Regions from separate parts of the Mus musculus genome. Here region 1 is linked to region 2. Evidence: chromatin loops called from intact Hi-C (ENCODE). Cell type or tissue: left cerebral cortex. All regions are shown on one strand. Each heading gives the region's core, and the rest is flanking DNA. Links, peaks and the distances in the headings are about the cores only. Region 1 holds the start of Lrig3 (leucine-rich repeats and immunoglobulin-like domains 3). Region 2 has its middle 11 kb from the start of Gm29862.

Region 1 (2,913 bases), core at 175-2,674, 180 kb before region 2:
CGCCTGGCCAATATTGTCAGGACCTACGAGTGTTTAAGAGCTGAGAATGTCTGCTAGGCCTAAATTTCAGAATCTTTAAGTATGAAGTGATTTGATTTCTTTTAAACGGGACAACTTCTTTTTTTTTTAAGTGCAACTTTTGCTTTTTTGCTTATGGCTTAAACGCCCCCTCCAATTTTAACAAAATTAGGGGTTGGGAGAGAATAAAGAGAGCTGACATTTGTAAGGACTCGCATTTCCAAGTAAATTATATTTTCTTCCGTGTTCTATCCACACAGTTGGCAGTGACTTCGGGGTTTCTGGCTTCCCAGCTAAAATCCGCCAAACAGCACTCAGCGCAGGCTCTAAACTTGCCCAGATCTCGGTTGTGAAAACCTACTTCCTTTGCTTAATCTACCCGATCAGTCTTCGCACCCAACTTCTCACAGTAACCAAGACGCAGACGCATTTCAAAGTGGCCCGGGAGCGAGGCTGATGGTCTGCTAATGTGAAATTAAGCACTGCGGAGAGAAAAAGTCTGTGCGGCTTTGCTTGAGCAAGGGGGGTTATAAGAGAAAGGCGCGCCTGCAGTGACCGTCTAGGGACCCTAACTAACCCCTGAGAAGCTACAGTTGGGCCAGTTTCCTACATAAACTCAGAAGAAAACTTGCAAAATACAGTGTCTCGCAGACTGGCTCCCAATCGCAGGCGTCGGGTCTGCTGGCCTAGGAGTGGCGACTCAAGAACCCACCTGCGCGGATGCAGAGGGAGACTGAGTCCCCCCACAGGGCTCCGGTAGCGGCCTGGGCGCTGTATAGTGCGCTCTGAGCCCCGGGCCTAGGCGGACTCTTCTGGTCTCGCACCCCTGGCGGGCCGGTCTCCTTCACCCCACCGGAATGATACTGATACTCACAGCCGTGTGACCCAGGCCGGGAGAGGATCGGGAAGGCGAACCAGCCGCCGCCGGCTGCAGTCCAGCAGGTCCCCGAGGCAGTGGCAGGCGGCTGGACACGGGCGCTGCGCATCGTCGTCCAAGAGCTGCCCGGGAGCCCCGTGGCCTCCGCTTCCCGCCGGGCCCGCGCGCCCCAGCCCCGCGCACAGCAGCAGTCCCAGCGCCGCGGTGGCCGCTCGGAGTCCGGGAGCACCCATCGCCGCGCGCCCCGCCGCCTCCGGTTCGGCCCGGAGCTCTACAACCTCGCGCACCCCCAAAAGCACCGACTCCCAGACCGGGCTGGACACGCCGATCGCCGCCTCGTGCTCCTGGTGGCTCAGTCCCCGCACTGAAGGCCTCGCATGCCCCTGCACAGCGGGAGAGCCAGCAGCGGAGGACCGGCAGCCACGGTGAAGGCAGCCCGAGCGGCGTCCGAGAACGGGATGGCACGCCGAGAAACTTTTCCGCCTGCGGCGGGCGGCGGGGCGCGATGTCCCGGCGCGGCGGAACGGCGAGGCGGGGCGAGAAGGCGGGCGCGCGCCCATTGGCCCGCCTGGCACCCGCGGCCACGTGACAATAACAAGGCTCCAGCCCCGAGCCGGCGCCCGGGAGAAAGTGGAGCTGAGATTGTAGGAAATTCCGAGTTACATTTTCCAGCGTCTGCAGCCAGCAGTCTCCGCTATGTCCTGAGAACCATAGATCAGATGGAATGGGAGGGCAAGAGCGAGCCAGCGAAGGAGCGAGCCAGCGAAGGACTGAGCCGGCTGGTGCTCTGAGCTGCAGTTACTTAAGGGAAACTTTAGAGAGTACAGTTAAAGTAGTTGCAGTGTTCCAAGGCCTTTCAATTCCTAGCGAGAGAACTGTGTCGATTATTATATTGTTGGCGAATGAAACAGTGGCTTTCATAAAAAAAATTAATATCGGTGCCAGTGAGGTCTTTTATGCCCATAAATTGGACATATATAATGTATATGTATGCGTATTTGTATATGATGTATATGTATAGCCTGGCAACCCAGCACTGTATGGAAGAGGCAGGCAGACCTATGAGTTTCGGGCCGGCCAGGACAACACAGTGAGACCCTGTCTCAAACGTATGTGCACATGGATGGATGGCTAGATGGATGGACAAAGGACATGGTTTGGGATATGGGAGCTTGGTTTATAATAGATGGAGCTGGAGGGAATGATAATAAATTAATAAATAACTAAATAAATTAATAAACTAAATAATAAATTAATAAATCCAAGTTGGCAATCAGATTCCAAACAATAGTAGCTAAGAAGAATAAAAGCAACCACACTAATATATGCTAAGACCTTGAAAGAAAAAGCACACGTGCGCATGCACACACGAACGCACGCACAAACACACGTGCACATGCACACACATGCTTACACACACACACACACACACACACACACACACTTACCTTAGTCTACCTGCCTTTTGAATGATGACATTCTTGACTGAAAAGTCTACCAGACTTAAATAAGCTTATCTGTCTGTGGGGTATATTGAGGGAGGAGGTAGAACCAAAATACCAGGCACCCCTGAAGTCTGTCTGGATGTACTCAGCCTGTAACCTGGGTAGCAAGGTGTTGAAAATAATGGAGACCTCAGAGTTGATCTGCTAACACCTCAGGGAAAATAGGTCCCAAAGAGATACCTAACATTTTGTAGGGTGACATAAACTAATTTTAAGGCTCTGTTTCTGTAGGTTGTTGGCTGCATGGTATCTGCCCAAGCATGTCTGTGACTTGGGTTACTTAATCAGCTAGTTGATGCAGGATGAGATAGCTGATGGAATTGAGACTTTAACCCCATGACCATTGACTTGCACTGTAGCGTTCACCTGTGTAAGCACGGCCATTCATGGGGAAATAAAAGACTCTGAAGTTGGCACACCCTAGTTTAGGTGAGATATCCCCTCCCCTTTCTTCTGCCTGCCTGTAGCTTTGCCACATTTTAGAACGATAGACAAGAAATAGCTATAATTACA
Region 2 (2,913 bases), core at 170-2,669:
AAGGTTTCGTAATGCACAAAGAATTCTCTTTGCAAGGAGCCCAGGAGGGTGAACACACAGGGATCCTCTGTGGCCTTGGGGGTGTGGGGAAGGCCCTAGCAAGTCCTCTGTGTCTGTCAGAAGTTTGTTCAAATGACGCATGGCTTGGATTTAACGTTTTCAGGTACTTTATCTTTACTTTCACATTTGAAATTCGATCAGTCTAACGTAAATACGAAGCAGCCAGGCCTTAAAGAACAAGACAGGCTCTCTAAACACTCTGAACTCCAGAAGAAAACACGGCCATGTTTTCATAATATACTTAGATGCAGGAAATGCATACTTAATGGGCTAGGGTGACTTCATGTAATCTGCCACCCACAGATAATTAATTAAGCTACTCAGTGAGTGTCGGGCAAACAAGTTAACATCGCAGGCTCTCAGGAGTGTGAAGTAGTGTCCTGTTTACATTTCCTGGATGGTTCAGTGAAGAGCTGTGGGAACCACCAAAGGGAGGAGGCTATTTCAAGTTGTGGCCCTCTCAAAATGCTAAGAGCGGCTATTAGCCCTCAAAGGCTGCAGGTCTAATCAGCTTCAAATAGTGAGAAACAGCTGGCCAGGAGGCCGGTCTGTCAGTGTATGAGGTGTCTGTCTGGGAGGTGGCTTGGAGGAGAGCTCACAGACTCCGGCTCATTATCTCCAGAATGAAAATGGAACCACAGCTGTCTCTTCTGATAGATTTGATTAAACTGCTAAGCTGGGGGTGGAGGGGTGTCAGAGAGGGCGAGAGGAACGTCAGCAGAGGCTCGGAGCCAACAGCGTGTGCACGTATATTTCCAAACTCCTCCGGGCAGGAGGTATCTCAGTAATGGGACTTGCCATGAGATCTCTGGCAGGCTCGGTGTTGGAACCACATCACTGAAACTGCTTGTCTTGGGATATTTTATTTTTGTTCGTCTTGTCTGCAACTCTCCCCGCTGTGAATACTATCCAAGAGGAGTAAAAATGAATTCATCATGGTTGTAAACTTCCCAAAGCAGAGGTTTTGCTTTTGCATTTCAGAAGACAACTTCCCAGGGGAGATGCCCATGGAAAAAATGAAGTTTACCTACCACCAAATCAAATTTAAGGTGTCAAAAGTCTGGCTGCCATCTTAAAGCCGTTGAGAAAAGCTGCACACAATAGCTTTGGAGTCGACCTGCCTTTTTACTAGAGCTATTCTGCTGCATAAAGAGTTTTGTATTTTTGTTATAGCCTGAGTTAAACACAGACCCCTTTCCCATTAGCATTGATGGTGACCTAGTACATGAATTCCACAGAGCAACAATGCCCCCTCCTGTCAGCTGTGCTAGGGTGTAGCACCCTTACTGGGGTTAGTGATATAGAAACTCACACTTGCCCCCTCCCCCACCTCCTGGTCATTGGTCCTCTGTAAACATCACAAATGCCCACAGAGATAATAAACCTGAAAATGTATCTTTCTTTAGTCTGTTAAAAAAAAAATAAAATTTAGTTCTTAAGGTCATTGCCATTCTTCTTAAATTTCACAGATAGGTTCAGTTATCTCTGTGGCTGTGGAGATGGTAAGTAAGCATCCTCTATATGGGCTACGTGAGTTGTCTAATGCATTCTATACTTAAATAGCAACGTACTTTGTTCAAACACTAGAGCCTTGATAGAGATGGTCACATGTAGTAGAAAGATCATACAATTGTTTATGAACAAATACGGTAGATCATGTCTTCATGCTTTAGTAACTTCTCAAGAAGGAATGGAGAAGACCCTTAGCTGGGACCAATAAAAGCACCAAGCATCTGGGATGTGGTGGTCAGTATTCCCCTTTTTTCATAAGGCCTACCTCACTTTACTGGATCATGTGGTATGAATGCAAGAGTCCTTTCTTGGGCAATGTTTTAAAATACATTGCAAAAGATTGTCAGGACTTCTCAGTGCATTTATTCCAATTCAGACTTTCCATGGATTTATCATTTGTAGGAGGAACAGTGCGGCCTCTGCATAAATGCCAGCTGCAAAGGCATCTCCTGCAGGAGGACCCAATTGAAGGCTGCCTGGAGATCAAGGATTGCTGAAGCAGGCAGCAATACCAGTCAATTGGGAGCTGCTGTTTAGAAGAGATGCTTTCTTGGGACCAATGGAGCCCTACTGGAAGGTATTAAAGGAGCTTGCAGAGGCATTCAAATGAGTTTCTCACCTGCTTCTGGAGTCTGTGCCTTTGACTCAAAGTCACTTCACCTCCAACCCCCAAGGGCAGGTAGGGTCGGGCCACAGGCAGTACAGGGCAAGGCAACAAACATTAATCATATTTTTGGAAGTTTTCATGGTTTTAATACATTCTGAAAGAAACTAGCTAAAGTTTGTTTTGTGTACACGAGTGTCCCATGAGTGTGTACATGCCTGTTCACTTACCTTGGCATGGTGTATATGTGTCTGAGTGTGAACTTTTTGTTTTGGGGTTCTTTTTCTGATTTCTGGGTATTGAAAGGAGTGCAAAGACAGCACTCTACCACTCGGGGGTACATCTCCCAACTCACTAATGTGAAGAATTACACAGTAGCTTGGTGTTTGGAAATTAGAGGCAAATCCTAAACATATTCCTTCCTAGCCACACGAAGACAGCTCATGGGGACTCTCTGCATGAGGTTAGTGGCTTCACTCTCATCTATTAATGTAGATTCCCATGTCTTTAATTACATTAAATAATGACGAGGTTGAAACTTGCATGGCATATGCAGTGAGCTAATGAATTCTTTTTAGATGTTGTGTTTAATGAAGTCTGTCTTAAAACCTTAGAAATCATTTCTATTGCTTTGGTAAATCACAATGACAAAAAATAACTTGGAAAGGAAAGGGTTTATTCCAGCTTATGACTCTCAGGTTGTGCATCAGCATCCAGGGAAGCCAGGGCAGGAACCC

Evidence for each region. Hi-C counts contacts between places; a loop is a spot of excess contacts. Peaks named below come from ENCODE experiments on the same cell type or tissue, not always from the same donor. Only the 100,000 strongest peaks of a DNase experiment are listed, where the experiment ranks them.
Region 1: a loop joins it to region 2, with 1.8 times the contacts of the local background. A loop is called at or near these places in 1 of 42 quality-filtered maps.

What each region holds. Positions count from the first base shown.
Region 1 is chr10:125,964,691-125,967,603 of GRCm38, reverse strand. Lrig3 (leucine-rich repeats and immunoglobulin-like domains 3) reads right to left here and starts at 1,385. Exons shown (of 19, transcript NM_177152.5): 1 at 893-1,385. The coding sequence starts at 1,128. In left cerebral cortex, for the core only: no CTCF peak of the experiment used is centred there; DNase peaks (open chromatin) are centred at 423, 804 and 1,474; H3K4me3 peaks cover 1,765 bases; H3K27ac peaks cover 994 bases.
Region 2 is chr10:125,783,456-125,786,368 of GRCm38, reverse strand. No RefSeq gene overlaps it. Among named protein-coding and RNA genes, the nearest start is that of Gm29862, 11 kb to the right of the region's middle. In left cerebral cortex, for the core only: CTCF peaks have their summits at 1,313 (motif pointing left) and 2,477; DNase peaks (open chromatin) are centred at 779 and 1,289.